Linked DNA regions of Homo sapiens: region 1 is linked to region 2. Evidence: read pairs that join two places in POLR2A ChIA-PET (ENCODE). Cell type or tissue: Panc1. All regions are shown on one strand. Links, peaks and the distances in the headings refer to the core of each region. The heading gives the core; the rest is flanking DNA.

Evidence for each region. Peaks named below come from ENCODE experiments on the same cell type or tissue, not always from the same donor. Only the 100,000 strongest peaks of a DNase experiment are listed, where the experiment ranks them.
Region 1: POLR2A ChIA-PET joins it to region 2 with 10 read pairs; 3 of 35 experiments call an interaction of 5 or more read pairs at or near these places.

The regions. Positions count from the first base shown.
Region 1 is chr10:112,912,145-112,920,482 of GRCh38, forward strand. All of the region lies in intron 2 of LINC02935 (long intergenic non-protein coding RNA 2935), which reads left to right. Among named protein-coding and RNA genes, the nearest start is that of LINC02935, 25 kb to the left of the region's middle. RefSeq lists an enhancer at 917-1,417 and a silencer at 3,463-3,663. In Panc1, for the core only: no CTCF peak of the experiment used is centred there; DNase peaks (open chromatin) are centred at 3,717 and 7,767; H3K4me3 peaks cover 381 bases; H3K27ac peaks cover 745 bases.
Region 2 is chr10:112,668,041-112,676,378 of GRCh38, forward strand. It overlaps VTI1A (vesicle transport through interaction with t-SNAREs 1A), which reads left to right. Exons shown (of 8, transcript NM_145206.4): 6 at 178-248; 7 at 897-958. Among named protein-coding and RNA genes, the nearest start is that of MIR4295, 38 kb to the left of the region's middle. In Panc1, for the core only: no CTCF peak of the experiment used is centred there; no DNase peak of the experiment used is centred there.

The DNA of each region.
Region 1 (8,338 bases), core at 119-8,118, 240 kb after region 2:
ATGTAATATACAAAAGACCATTGAATTGTATGATTTAAATGGGTGAACTGTGTGATTATATAAATTATATCTTAATAATTGTGTTAAAAAAAAAGAAGAAAATGTGAGAACTACAAGTGGGTAGTATAGGTAATTGAAGATGCATTTACCTAGCAGTATTCATTCATAAGACTAAGGAATCACTCACTACCCACATCCAAAAACGGGCTAAGTTGATGGAGATGGAGCGGTACATTCACTCGACTTGGAGTCACAGCTGTTCTTTTTCTTCCCTTCTAGAGGCCAAAATGGCAGATGAGTTTGAGGTTACGGCCAAAACTGGAGATTCTGTGTACAGAGTGTATTTATGTGGGTGGGAGTCCTTCCATCGCCGCATAAAGTTTCATCTCCTAAGCATCGCAGCGTTTGTAGTCTCAGAGGTTAAATTCGACTAACAATGGCTTCCTTTTCTGAGAACGACTTGGTTAAAAGGTGTATGACTCATATTTGTCAGGGACAATTTGCTTTTATCTGACTTTTTTCCTCATTGACGTCACTTCCTCCTCCTTTCCTTTTCTCAGAGGTAGCGTTGGGATTTGGCAACATGAATACAGCAATTTACAGGGAAGTCACACGTAGTCTCCCGTTTGGCTCCGGTGGCCATGCTTAGAGCTACTCTAGGTTACCCTAGGCCTTCATACACCACCTGCCCCAACTCACACACTCTCAGCTCTGCATAGGAAATTCGCCACTTTATGGCTTCGCATAAAAGTGCCATTCTGAATAAACGCAGAAGCAATCAAATGCTCTAGAGTTGTTGGGCTTAAATATCAGTCATGCTTCATCGCAGGCATGCAGGACCTGTTCCTTGTATGATATCGTCATATAAAGATTAAGGACCTTAGGGGCATCTTAATGAGGTGATAATGAGGAAAAAATGTTCTGGTTTTGGGGGGGAGCTGTAGTCTTTACTTTCATGTTCAAAATGGGTTTAATCTGACATTGAACTCCTTGTTATGCAGTATTAAGGAAGAGTGGGGCGGGAAATGAAGATGGGTACTAAGGTAAGGGTGTGTGTGTGTGGGGGGGGTAGGTGTGTGTAGGTGTGTATGGGGGTGTGTGTGCGTGCACGGGTGTGTGTGTGTGTGTGTAGGTGTGTGTGTGTAGGTGTGTGTGGGGTGTGTGGGGGTGTGTATGTGTGTGTGAGGGGGTGTGTGTGGGTGTGTGTGGGGGTGTGTAGGTGTGTGTGAGGGGTGGGTGTGTGGGGGGTGTGGGGTTTTTGAGTGTGTGTGGATGTGGGTGTGTGTGGGTGTGTGTGTGTGAATGTGGGTGTGTGTGGGTGTGTGTGAATGTGTGTGTGTGTGGATGTGGGTGTGTGTAGGTGTGGGTGTGTGGCGGGTGTGTGTGTGTAGGCACACAGTGTGCTTGGGATTTTTTTTTGTTTTCAAGACAGGGTCTTGGTCTGTTGCCCAGGCTGGAGTGCAGTAGCATGATCTTGGCTCACTGCAACCTCTGCTTCCCAGGCTCAAACGATCCTCCTGCCTCAGTCCCCCCAGTAGCTGGGTCTATAGGCGCACACCACCACACCTGGCTAATTTTTTCTATTTTTGGTAAAGATGGGGTTTCATCATGTTGCCCAGGCTGGTCTTGAACTCCTGGGCTAAAGTGATCCACCCGCCTCACACTCCCAAAGTGTTAGGATTACAGGCGTGAGCCATTGCGCTGGGCTGGAACTTTCTTAATCTGCCTTTTATTGCTCTTGAACACCTGCCCATAATATGAGGCTCTCCCTTTTACAAGGACTACCCAAGTCCTAGGGCAGTAACTCCAAGGAGCTTCCTTCTCTAATATCCAGACCTCTTTATGTTCCCTTCCTCTGTATTTATGCCACTGTCTTTGCCGCATTGCACTATTATTGTTTTCACGTTATTTCCTAAGGTGCCCTTTGTTACTCTTGAAGACCTGCCATTATTTCAAAACCTTTTCTCTTTATATGAACCACTGTGGAGCAATAGGGTGAGGGAGCTTCCGACTTCGCCATACAGATGGTCTTTATTCTCCCTTCCTTCCTCCTTCTTTCTTTTCAGACAGTTGGAATAACCAGATAGTTGAGAACGTTCTTTGAAATGGGAAGTCACAAACTCTGTCCTTTGCTGAGTGACTTAACCCCTTTGGGGGAAAAAGATTTGTATAAAACCAAGGTGGCATTGTTATGACTATTGAATAACAATAGATGAGTTAAATCATTCATTCGTTTGTAACCTAAATATTCCCCTGGGGTTATGACAGGTTTCCTGTATATTTATGCGCAAAATTACATTTGCCCTGAATCTTCACCCCTTTGACTAAGAGGAGTCTAAAGTCTGTTTGTGTGTGATTCTCCTATTCCAAGAATTACAAAATGTTCTTAGTCATGTCCTCGTTTTTCTCCCTTGCCAGTTAATTCAGCCCACAATCAATTATCCGTCCATCCTTTCACCTATCTGTTCATCTGTCCATCCGTCTACTCATCCATTCATTCAACACATATTTATTGAGCATTTAAATGAGGCAGGTACTCAACTAGATGACTAGTGAGGGCTTTGGTGGTGAGTCTGAATATCTGCCCTCTGGGAGAATAGACAAAGAAGTAGACAAACATTACAATATGTGTTAAGTCCAGTACAGAGTGGACTGGGCACACAGAGAAGGGACAGCTGGCCAGAGTTAGGGACTCAGAAAAAGTACCCCTAAAGAAATGCTATCTAAGACCCAAGGGATAAGAAAAAGCAGGGAGGAGGCAGGGCGCAGTGGCTCACGCCTGTAATTCCAGCACTTTGGGAGGCTGAGGTGGTGGATCACTTGAGGTCAGGAGTTTGAGACCACCCTGCCCAGTATGGTGAAACCCCGTCTCTACTAAAAATACAAAAAATAGCGAGGCATAGTGGTGCATGCCTATAATCCCAGCTACTTGGGAGGCTGAGGCACGAGAATCGCTTGAACCAGACAGGTGGAGGTTGCAGTGGGCCAAGATCGTACCACTGCACTCCAGCCTGGGCTATAGGGCAAGACTCCGTCTCTCAAAGAAAGAAAAAAGAAAAGAAAAGAAAAGAAAAGAAAAAGCAGAGGGCAGGAGAGAAGGACTTTTTTTCTGAAAAATATCCAATGATGTATCTACTACTTTCCTAAGCAAACTAATTCATCTTGCTGATTCCCTGAGCCTCTCACATAATGATGGATTTTCATGTAGAAAGAGCAGAGATTTGGATTTAGTAGCTCAGGACAATTTTGCTTAAATTTTTCTGGGTGGAGGTTGCCTCATTTGTAATATGTGCAAGGTAATAATTCCTAACCTACAGAGTTGTTAGAAGAATTAGGTGTGTTACAGGCAAAGCCCCCAGCACATGAGAGACCTTCACATATGGTAGATCTTATTACCATGAAAAGCAAAAAAATATATCAGTGGTTCCTAAGGGTGAGGGTGGGGGAGGGCTAGTGGGGTGGGGACTCCCAGGAAGCTCTTTAAAAAAAAAAAAAAGTAAGGACAAATAAACAAACACACCCATGCTCCGTCGCGGGAGGTTCTGAGTCACTAGGTCTGGGGTGGGTCTCTAACATGTGAGCTCCGTAGGTGATTCTGATCTTAGCCCCGTAGGTGATTCTGGTCTTAGCCACGGTTGGGAAGTGCCGCTGTACCCTGCAAAGGCAAGGATCTATTTTCATTCATAGAGCTGCCATTTTAAGTACATTAAAACCACAACTAAAAGCACAGTAACCATGATTTAAAGTAACTATTAAACAGAGTTGGAAGGGCATGCTGATGGTCAGTAACCACCCTCCCTGGGTAATTGAGAAGGGACTTATGAATCAGTGAAAGTGGAACTGCAGAATTTCTCAGGCTCTTAGAAATGAGGCCTGTAAAAATGTCTGGCTGGAGTCAGAGTGGAATTTAGCTGTCATATTTCTCTTGACTGACCACTGTAACCCTTTGGTAATTGATCTAGTAAATTAGTAACTCATATCACACACAGCTTAAGCTTTCTAGAGTTCATGATTGCTTGCTGAAAATAGACATCTGGCCATAGAATTTCCAGCATAACTAGTAAAGAAAAATTCAGACAGACATTTGCTCGTGAAAAGTCTCAATATTTCAACCCACAGTCTGAAATTTCAGTTGTTCAGGGTGGAATTCTTGAGTATGTTTGTAAATGTTCCCCGAATGGAGAGTGTTCAAGCTGTTTGTCTCTTAGTCACTCGCTCACTGTAAGACAACACAACAGAGTTGACGTTTGAATTTGCCTAGAGCTTCAAGACAGTCACTATCTATGAATTGCTGGAAAAAAAAATCTCAGGAATAAGCAAGATTTGGTCTTCAGAGGTGGTTGTTTTAGAGATAGGATAAGAGGAGACTAAATATTCTTGGTTTGTCCTGAATCATGTCAGCAAAGAAAAAGCCTGGTATATAACTCTTTCCGAATATTACCCAAGGAACTTCCCAGAGAATCACCAGCCAGAGCTTATTAAACCAACCTGCAGGTTCCTGGGCACTCTTCCAACCTTTCTGTGTTTCTGGGGGTGAGGGCCAAGGCTCCCAGGTGATTTTTATAGTCATGACCACCTTATGAGAAGGTAAAAAATGAGGGTGGGCACTATGGCTCATGCCTGTAATTCCAGCACTTCGTGAGGCTGAGGCAGGAGGATTACTTGAGCCCAGGAGTTCGAAACCAGCCTGGGCAACAAAGCAAAACACCATCTCTCAAAAAAAAAGAAGAAGAAGAAGAAGAAGAAGAAAATTAGCCGGGCATGGTGGTGCATGCCTGTGGTCCCAGCTAATTGGGAGGCAGTGGTGGGAGGATACCTTGAGCCCAGGAGTTAGAGGCTACAGTGAGGCATGATCATGCCACTGAACTCCAGCCTGGGCAACAGAGTGAGACCCTGTCTCCAAAAAAAAAAAAAAAAAAAAAAAGTAAATAAATAAAAAGAGGGTGATAATGTATTTTTACTACACTTATTTTGCCACAATGGAATTTTATGTCTGCGCTTAGATTTTTTTTTAAAAAAAGAGTAAATTAAGAGCATGAGACTTGGAGTCACCCATTTCTGCTTTCTGTTCCTTTGCTAATTCTTTTTTTTTTTTTTTTGAGATGGGGTCTCACTCTGTTGCCCAGGCTGGAGTACAGTGACATGATCACAGCTCACTGTAGCCTCAAACTCCTGGGCTCAAGTGATTCTCCTGCCTCAGCCTCCCAAGTAGCTGGGATTACAGGTACACACCCACACCCAGCTAATTGTATTATTTTTTGTAGAGAGCGGGGTCTGTTGTCCAGGCTGGTCTCAAACTCTTGGGCTCATGTGATCCTTTCCCCTTGGCCTCCCAAAGTGCTGGGATTACAGGCATGAGCCACCATGCCCGGCACCCCCTTTACCCATTTTGAACTTTAGTTGCCTTCTCCATAAATGGCACTGATAAGGGGAGTTATCCTTCCCCCAACATTTCCTTAAAGACCAAATGAAAAAAAATGGGTATGAAAATACTTTGTAAACTAAAAATACACAGTTCTATCATTATAGTCATTTTATATATGAAGAATCTACAGTTTAGGATTCCCAGCTGACATTATTCCTGGAAAAATGTTAACCAGCCTCCTTAATTTGGCTGTTTTTACTTTTATTCAAAGAGAGGAGGGTGTTTCCATACACAATGAGCCATCTAGCCGTAAGCATAAATAAGGCAGTTCAGATGTTGCAAAGGAGACAGGGGTCATTAAGTCCTTAACATATCAATCCAGAATTGCATAATGCAAATCTAGAGCAGCTACCAAGGAACAGGAGAGGCTTAATGTGTTCCCCAAAGCGCATTATGTTATTCTACATCTAGGAAAGTGCTTAAGTCAGAGCTTTCTCCAACCAAAGCAATGTCCACTATCTGTGACGGCTTGCCTGCAGAGTTTTTTGTTGTTTTGTTTGTTTGTTTGTTTTTTGCCTGTTTCATGAAAAAAAAAAAAAAAAACTGGCTGTAGAACAAGCCAGCTTGATGCATTTTGTGACAGATCTCTGCTAATATTCTAATCTCTCAGGCCCCAGACATGAGTCCTCAAAAGAGATGGAAAGACTTTGTCCTAAATGTAGTTGATATATAAGAACCTTCCATTATTCGCCTTACCTTACCCATCTGAGCTTCAGTCTAAGAAAGGAGGTTGTCTCCTTCACAAGATGCATTCATTGGCATTTTCAATTGACAGAGATTGAGTAATGCATTAAGTAGTCCTGTATACAGCTGTTGATACTTAATCACCTGAGATCTCTTCAGTACTATTTATCTGGCATAATCTGATAGGTGCCCGTCCAATTATTTGCTTTGAATAGATCTATTTCTCAGGCTTAGGGGAAATAGCCATTGATGGTAGAACTCTTACAAGCCCCTACCTAGCCTCAGTAGCAAACAAGGAAAGGCTGGTGGAGAAGAGAGAACAGGAAGAGAGAAGTAGGACCCATGGCTTAGCCTCTATGGGAGATGAAATGACTCTCTGGACTGGAAAGAGGCCTTGCATTCATTCTGCTCATCCACTCATTCATTCATTTCATTCATCTGCTCAACAATATTTACTGCATGCCCCTCTGTGCCAGGCAGTGTCGTGGGCACAGGGGCTCTGTGCCCTCCTCAGATGAAAGTCACTTAGCACATTGCCATAACCTGGGTTTATAGCCATAGTATTTACAAGTTGGGGAAGTTTTCCTCTTGCTTTGTTTGGGAGGACAAAGAACTATAAGAAATACTGGGTTAAAGCAAAGGGGAGAAAATCCAGTTCCACCTGGCTCCTCCCTGAATGGGCTCCCACCCCTTTCTGGGGTAGGTGGAGCAGTCAGAGCCCCTAACCACTGGCTTGGAAAGAAAAATCCTGAAGTCATTTGATCCAGCTCTAAGAGGTGCATTCTACCAGGAACTAGAAGGCACCTTCCAGGGAGTTAACCCTTTTGATCGCAAGTACAAAATGCAAGACCTTCAAGGCACTAAGAGGATGCAATATATGAACTTGGAAAAGATGATGATGATGAAATGACAATGATGTGATGATGATGATGACAATGATGACGATAAATAGCTCCCATTTATTGAGCTTTTACTGGGTATCAGGTACTGAGCTATGTGCTTTATGTATTATTTCATTGCATCTTCACAACAGTATGAGGTAGATACACTGATTATCTTTATTTTACAGATAAGAAAGTTGAGTGTAAGAAAAGTTAGGAATTTTGTCCAAAGACACACAACTACTAGATGTCAGAGCTGGGCCAGTGTCTGTTTATCTTCCTTCTCTGTTCCTTTGATTCTGTTTGGGATTATAAAATAATGGGGGCTCACTTCTATGTAAAAAGTCCCATGTGGCTCCTATTCTATTTTGTATGTGTGTCTGTTGATCGAGGAGTTGTTTGCCTGGCATAGATGGCCCCTCTGATCTGATTCGACTTTCTTGGTCTTGGAAGTCCTCTGTTTTCATTTACTGTCTAGTAAGATGGGGAGGGGCACAAAAGAAATGTCAGTGTGAGGTTGCCTTTGGCCAGAGTCTTGAGGCCATCCAAGAACCAGCTACCTCTTTAGCCCCGAAGACCTAAGGACCGAAGATCCCGAAGAAGTAAGTGACATGGAGGAAAGAACAGATGATAACAAACGAGGAGACACAGGAAACACACCAGAGCCAAGGAGAGAGTGGAAATGGTCCTGAGTACGAGCACTACTCCTTTTGACATTCCTCAGTGGTGACCAAGCTTTGCTCTTTTAGAGCGGGAGGATCAGCTCTGTGGCTGAATCAGGCTGGGGACAGAAGTGAGTAATGCCTCCATAGGTTAAAACAAAACAAAACAAAATGATGACTCCTGATGAGGTTTTCGGGAGTTGCAGAACATGGCACAAACCTGGAATCAATGTCTTACTTTCTTTGAAAGGACGGTGTCCACCTGGATGTTTGCACATGGTTGTCTCTGTTCACAAATCTAACACAAGCTTTCCATGGTCCATCCTGTTTGAGGTGGAATGCAGTGTTTGCATCCTCAGTACCTGTTCAATATCTGGGACTGAGCAGACACTCCATAAATGTGTGCAGTTTATTTTATTTTGAGACAGAGTCTCATTCTGTCACCCAGGCTGGAGTGAGGTAGTGCAATTATGGCTCACTGCAGCCTTGACCTCCCAGGCTCAAGCAATCCTCCCACCTCAGCCTCTTGAGTAGTTAGGACTTCAGGCATACACCCAGCTAATATTTTAAAATTATTATTATTTTTTGCAGAGACAGCATCTCTCTATGTTGCCCAGGCTGGTTTTGAACTCCTGGGCTCAAGTGATCCTCCTGCCTTGGCCTCCCAAATTGCTGGGATTACAGGC
Region 2 (8,338 bases), core at 141-8,140:
AAATAGATAAATTTATCAAATACTGTTTATATTTTTCAAATACATGAATTGAAATATGTGTCTGATGTATAATGCATGCATGCAACTTTAACATTTTATGCCATTTTAGTATTTCTGAGATTTACTCTCATATGCACTCCAAGTCATTTTTCCTCACTCAAATTTTCTTTTCCGTAGAGCAAATTGGTCAGGAGATGTTGGAAAACCTTAGTCATGACAGAGAAAAGATACAGCGAGCACGTGAAAGAGTAAGTACAATTGATACAGTTTTTTCACATATTCAGTAAATGAAGACATAAATGAAAGGCATTGGGACATAAACAATAGCAATTAGGTAGATATATGTGTGTAAGGTGAAAGAGGGTATAAGGTCTGTGGAAAGGAAAAGGAAGAGGGTGAGATGGAGCAAATAGCAGCTGACTCTATGTCCCCATTCCAGAATGTTCCCAGGTAGGTATTTTATTTACTTCTTATAGAGGAGAAGGTCACTGAGGGAGATTTTGGAGTATGTTCATCTTTTAGAGTGAAAACTATAGAATTATTGGTGGTCATCTTTCCTCACTTCATTTTATTTTTGTTTATATGTTTTTAGGACTTTGCACATTCATAAGCTGGAGATGAATTACCAAATGTATATGAAACTTTTTCAGCCTGTGCTTTGCTTTTATGTCCAGTTCTAGTATCCAGCTTAAAGCTCCCAAGATTACCTCTCACGTGTCATTCTCCAAATTTAAGAATTTTCCAAGTTTGTGTAGCTGTCAGAATGTATTTATTTTTGTGTATTTGAACATTTTTATTGTTTGGATTTTCTATCATGAAATAAATTGTCGCTTGCCATGCACTTTAGAAATAATCTAATTGCATGAACTTCTGTTTTGTTTTGTTTCTTCTTGTAGCTTCGGGAAACAGATGCTAATTTGGGAAAAAGCTCCAGGATTCTGACAGGGATGTTGCGAAGGTAAGAGCAAGGTAGGGACATATCTTTCTCTCTGTGTGTTTTTTTAAAATACTATGTTTTCATTCAATTGCAATGGGGCATATTACATGCTTTTGAGCTTCTGCTCTTAGTACCCTGTGCAGGACCCATTTGAAATAACAGAGCACTGATGTTAACTCTTGTTTGGACAGGGACACATACTAACACAGATTAGAGAGAAGGCTTGAGCTAGGGGGGTAACCTCAAGCTATGGAAAAAATTAGGGTTAGACATGAAGTATTTTTTCATAGCCTGAGGAAGGCCCCATGGGCAGCAGCAGGCTGATTTTATTTTCTATTTCGATGGCCTTCTTCTTATGGAGGGAATGCAGACCTACCATTTTCAGGAGCACATTTGCCATTAGCTTTGCTCTCTGTTGCCTTGTTTTCATTTCTTTAAGTGACGCTGTTTGGGGAAACATTTCCGTTTTATGTATATACTTAAAGATGATTTATAAAACGTCAAGATTATCTGAATAATATGTGCTAAGAAACAAATGTTCATGTTTTATATGTGTAACTCTACCTTGATTGATGGAAAATATGCTAAATAGTATGAGAAAATAGATGAATGAATGTAGGTAATGTTCTTATAAGTACATTCAGCACGAAATTATTTCACATTCAGAATCTACCACATAAAAATATCATCTAGCACGACTGTCAGTTTGGAACTGTGGATAGAAAAGTGAACGAGAAACATTGAGAATGGCCTCTGGAATGGCTTAACTGGAATTTTTAAGAAGGAAATCTTTATAGTTGATACTATAGAGACAACCATCTAAAAATAACTAAAGTCTTGTCTGATCACATATCCATATACAATAGTTTGCTAAAAGTATGTTTGCCGTGTTACAGACTTATTGCATAAGAACCAATCAAATGTCTAGTGGTTTGGTCTTCAAGGCTGATAACATTTTCTAAGCAGCCTGACCAGTAGCAAGCCTAAAGTTCCTGGGACATTTCCAGCCAAGGCTAGTATAATGTGACATTTCCCCTCATTTCCTTGAACCCGACTCCCAACTCAGAATCATAAGCCATCAAATTCTGTGATTAAGAGTACTATGTAAATGGCCTAAGAAAAACTCAGAATTCAGAGAGAAGGGTAGTAGCAATTGAAAGGAATGCTTCAGTGCCTATAGACAATAAAAAAGAAAGGAAGGGGAGGGAAAAACCTCTGTTGCTTCCCTGGGAGGGCTCCTGCGTCGTGAGCTGTAACGAATATTCTGCATATGTCTCCATTTTGTCAAATCTCATTAAAGAGTCCTCCTGCTTTATGTCAATTGAGCTGTCCAGAAATCATTCATCATTTTTAGTGTAAAAAAAATGATGTGGTTATTTAAATAATATCATATTAATGTTAAAGTTCAGCTGTCATTTAATGGTATGGCTTAATCAGATGTAGCATTTAGGAAAAATAGTTTATGCGGGCTCTACGTGGCTTTCAGGTTGGCAGATTCAAATAAGGATTTATGGGTTTCGAAACCAATGTATTTCTGTCCATGTTTCTGCTTGATCTACCTCACCCTTTAGTGCGGGACACTGCAGACAGTTATTTCAACAAATAAAGCATCTTCTCATATTGTGTTTGAATAAATTTGCAAGTCATTTAGAGAGGGTGAAGCACAAACAACTTCTGCAACCTTTGACTGGGCTTTCTGTAGGGAAATCATAATAACGTGGTTGTTTCAGAAGCCTACGGAAGAAAATTACTCTGGTGAAATCTACATGGGGTTCTCTTTGTAGGCAAACTCAGTCAATCACTGACTCATCTTCTTTTGGGATGTGTCTAGAGTATGAACAGAAATAAAAATTCCCAGATGGACATCACCTTGCTACATCTGAACCAAGGGTATGCTTAAGTCCACCTGTTCATATGCATGACAATGTTTTTCACTAGGCACAGCTGGGATCTTGGTATCAGCCAGGATATTCAGATATTTTCAACCAATGCCATAACGTGGCAGGTTTTCTGGGGACCAAATGCAGTGGTTTTAGTTTCTAATTACTGCCGCGTATGATATACAATGTATTTTGGACTTGAAAAGGCACAAACATTTTGCCAACCTCTCTGCTTCATTATTTTGGTTATCTCATGGAAAAGCTCTCTCTAGAGAAGTAGAGGCAGGGTTTATGTACCAAAGCCTTTTATTGAATGCTCTGATTTTGCTTTCCCTGTTACAACCCTCCCATTCATATGGCTTTCACTTCCAGCCCTTGTGAGCTTGTGTTTCAGAAAGAAAAGCCACATTCTCTTACTCTTCTTCTTACCAAAACTGCATAGCTATATCGTGTGTCAACAAGCGTTTCTGATTTAGGAAATGTTATGTTATTGAATCTTGTACTCATCTGTCACCTTCACAAATCTATAAAAGAAATGAATGTCCTCTTTGTGAAGTGTGAGCATTTACCTGCATATAACATAAGCTTATTTTCATATGATAAATTCTGTGTGACTGAAAATAGTTAAATATTCTGTAGTATACCAAACCAAGGAGTTGCTTTATTTAAAAGAAAGATTGCAGGTTATTTTTAAAATTTTTTAAACCTTGATTGTTCTTAAATTTGTAAAGTGAACAGAAATGGCTTGGCACGGCTCATCATTTGAGCCATTTTACGTATGGTCTGTTGTGAAGACAGGTGAAACCAGTGTTCCATTGATACCAAGATCTGTGCGTATGGCCACTTGATTATCTGTAAAACTGACCAAAAGGAATTGGAGAAATCAAAATAAGTAAGCAACAAAAATTAAGTTTATAAAATCCAGCAGCCACTAAATAATCATCTACCACTCATGCTTTTTAATATTTTATTAACTTCAAATAAGATAAACATCTATTTCCTTCCTTCTTTCCTTTCTTCTCTTCTTTCTTCTGCTTATTCATTTCCTTAGTAAATATTTAATGTCTGTATGCCAGGGCCGGGGATCCTGAAATGAAACCAATTTTATCCTCACTTTCAGAGTACTTTAGTGTAGTAGAGGACGTATGCATAAAAATGTACTATGGAAATTCACAAAATTAACGGATTCTCAAAGCAGCTATTGAAGATTCCACAACTCCAGTTAGTCCTTGCTGGTCATTAAAAGGGACACCAGAAAAACAAATAACTAATAAAAAATACGAGTTAAATGGCTATAATGCCCACCTGTTTGGAAAAAAAAATAGGGAAATAGAAAATGGTATATGGAATCATTACAAACAAATTTTGAAAAGAACTAAGGTGTGCAAAAACATTGACATATAATATGTAATTTAGTGAGACAGCAACTGCTTCAACCGAAAAGAAATTGCTCTTCATGTAAGCATGCCATGTTACCAAAAGAAAGAAAACAAAGGAGAAAATTGGTTCATTCAAAATTATAATAGTAAAACTCGACATCAGAACACAGCTCTGGCTGATTTCCTGGAAAGTAATTTTTCTTCGATCCTGACATGTGATGGAGAGCCATCCAGGGACAAACTGTTCATTTCCTAACTCTGTAGACAGAGTTTAAATACAGTGGAATTCAGATAATAATGAAAATGGTCATGAAACAAGTGACCATTTATGTTGTAACTGGGTCCAATAAATGGGTCTTTTCATTGACTTTCACAAAATTTGATTATTATAATTGGCTGTCTTAAAGTGTCACAGTATCACTAGGAGACTTAAATGTCTCTCTTCATATGTGTGTATTTATGTGTGTGTCTGTGTGTGTATTTTTTCTATACCTTTGAGCAGAAAGTCTTATTCGTTCAAACTGTCGGCAATCTGTAAAAATGAAAATTAAGATTTTCAAAATTCAGTCAGAATAAAAAGAAATCATGATTCTATTTCCTTTTACCTCTGAAGAGTTAATGATTGATCACTAATTGTACATTTGTTTCTAAAAGTATATGAACAATGCCTCAGGAATGTAACAAAGTTATAGCTTAAGAGCTCCACTGACAAAAATTTACAGGATATGTTACTACTTTACCTTGGCTCCTCCGCTGCATTGTATATGCTGGCAAAGTGCTTATAAAAAAAATGGCATAAGCCAGGTGTGGTGGCTCACACCCGTAATCCCAACACTTTGGGAGACCGAGGCAGGCAGATCACTTGATGCCAGGAGTTCGAAACCAGCCTGGCCAACATGGTGAAACCTCACCTCTACTAAAAAATACAAAAAAAATTCGCCAGGTGCAGTAGCTAATAATCCCAGCTACTTGGGAAGCTGAGGCATGAAAATCACTTCAGCCTGGGAGGCGAAAGGTTGCAGCGAGCCGAGGTCACATCACTGCACTCCAGCCTGGGTGACAGAGTGAGACTCCATCTCAAAAAAAAAAAAAAAAGAAAAAGGAAAAGAAAAGAAGGAATGGCATAGATGATTAACACCCATTCTGTTTGACAATCTCAAATCAAATAATTTCCTCTCTCCCCGACACTACCTATATTTGCCCCCATTCACACACATGCGCGCGTGCGCGCGCACACACACACACACGCACTCAGATTGTTTCCTTCAGAAAGTGAATTTTGTTTATCCTTCCAGTATGAGTATGGTTAACTTCCTTATGCGTGGAGCTGCTAAGAGGTCTTTTGTAACTAATCTGTAGTATAAACAAAGCAGACAGTATTAAATGCAGTTGACCTAGCCAGGACCATTCACACAATATTATCTGATATGCATATTTTTGTTAGAGTTACTTTCGAGTTAGCCTGGGGAATCATTGCCACCTATCATTGCTATCATATTTTACATTTTAAATGTAGTCTTTGGTAGAATGACAGGTAAAACATCTGGAAAGCTTAAATGCACTGTCAGAATGATTCCTAAGAGTAAATAGACCAGGAATGCCAATGCAAGATCTGTAAGCTATAGAAATGTAATTTTTAAAATAAAAACAGGTTTATTCTTACATATGCCATGGCTAGATGTTTAAGCTTTTTTTAAAAACTCATTCTTTTTTCTCCTTCATTTTGCCCAGGAAACATTCTGTTATATTCTAATTGTTCTTACTACAATGTCTGAAAATTCAACAGTATAGAGTTTTCAAGACTTGTGAGAAAAATGTCCTTGAAAATTTGCTGTAAATTTTTAGGCACTGAAGAAAGTATCTTCTCTCATAGTACCTTGCATTTATATTTTTACTTCTCTATCTCTTTTTCTTTTCTCTGTTCTCTCATTCCTCTTTCTCAGCACATTTTACTTACTGGTGATAAACTCGGGCCCTGACCTGAAATTAGTGTAGCAAAATCTCAATGTCTAAACTGTTCTTCAGCTTTTAATCAAGTGCTTATTCTTTCAGAATAAAGTGATTGAATTTCCTATAGATTCTTTGGACTTAACAGATTTAGGATCTGAGCTAGAATAATGCTACAAAGAGAATTTTTAAAAATCTTGGTTCTTTTTGTGTGCATAAGTTTATTTCTGTACAGTTGACTCATTGCCTTTGTCCTACGACCTCTTCAAGGCCAGCATGGGTAACGTTTTTACCAAACCAAAGAATAGCTTTGGAGTTGCTTATATGTTTCTCTTTAATAACATGCTTGTGCCTTTAAACATAGATTTTTGCTCTAGTGTCAGACACTTGAATGCAACACCTTATCTGTCAATGATAACTCTACCAGCTGCATTCTTTGAGCCTTAAGTGCATATGTGACCCTCAATCATGTATTGTACATCTTATCTGATTTTATCCTTAACAGTTCTGTGAAGGAGGCATCACTATCCCCCTTTTACAGGTGAGGCAAACTGTGCTTAGTGAAGTTAAGTAAACTATCCAGATTCACATATTGTAGAAAGGAACAGAATTAGGATGTGAACTTAGTTTGCTCTTTTGACACACTACACAAGGTTCCCAAAGGCCAGTTTGTGAATCAGAACCAGTTTTCACTAGTGGTAAAATGAGAAGAGTAAGAACAAACAGTTGAGTTTTTGTTATGCCAACTTTTATTGTGAGACACTATTATAGTTCCATTTCTTCTGTGAAATAATTGGTGGCAGTAAATAATTTCCTTAAACTAGGTTCATTGTTACAGTAAATAGAAAAATAAATACTTGTAAGTATTAAACATTGGCAATCATATGTCAGTCCTCCCACTGTCCCATGCCCCCCTCTCATTTCACTGACCAGGAAATTCAAAATCCATACTATGCTATGCCTTTTAATAACCAAAAAAACTGCTACTTATGCACTCTCTGATAGGTAGGTAGCAGCCACAGTCCTAGACATTTGTTATACGTTATCTTCTTTCACTTTCTATGATAACTCTATAAGATGGATACTGTTACTCCCATTTTAAGAAATAAGGGAACCACGGGTAAATATCATCAGGGTCTACATAAGTCATCTGCCTCCAGGGGCTGGTTTTCCTACTGTACCAACTATTTGTCCTTCTATGAAGACCCAGTTTCCTCACAGATGGTCAGACAGCCCTTCTGGGTGTGCAGACAGTTGTTCCTGAAAGCAATGAACAAACCCTACCAGATTCCACCATTGAGGGTGGGCTGAAGGCGCTCAGCTGCAGCTACTGTATGCCACAGGAGTCCCAAGTGAGTGTGTTCTTAAGGAGTCCTTTCGAATTGTTGTATTGCTAAGCATAGACTGTGTGGCATTAACCAGAACCGAGAAATAACAACACCGTGCAGCAGAAGAATCTATAATCTCCCTTACCTCCGGAATTTGACAAGTGTCATTGTTAGGAAATTTTATTTCTATATCTAACTTTGTCATCTGAGTCTTATCCTTGCTGGAGCAAACAGTTCCAGTCTTGTTTAATTACTCATGTGAAATTTCTATGTATACGTCCAGAGGCATATGTCCCAGTAGATAAGGGGTAGTAGGCTCTGGAGCCGCACTGGCTCTGCCGCTTTTTAGCTAGTAACCTTTGGCAAGAATCTCACCTCTCCGTACCTCAGTTTCCTCATCTGCAAAATAGGGATAACAATAGTCTTTACTATGGAAATTTTTATAAATGTGTAGATACATGTAAAGTGCACACAACAATGCCTGGCACATAATAAAGTGCCAGGAAACATTGAGGTATTTGTTATTATCATTATCGTCATCGGTTTTAAAAGAAATAGGGCCTGAGAGCAAAGACTAAAATCAAAATGTTAATTAATAGTTCTTCTAGGTTGATGAATTTTAAATTTATGTTTTTAAATTTTCTTTTTCCATTACTAGAGTTTCCTAAGAATTTTTTTTAATTAAAAATCAATAATAATAAATCCCATCATCCTTTCCTTATGTCCCTATTCCTGTCATGGCGCCACCATTCCCCCTTCCTTCTGGGACCCTCACTCAGCAATACTTCTTGCACTGCTCTGGTGCGTTCTGAGTACTACCTGGAGCAAAGCAATCCTCCAGTCTCACACATTTCCCATCTCATTTAG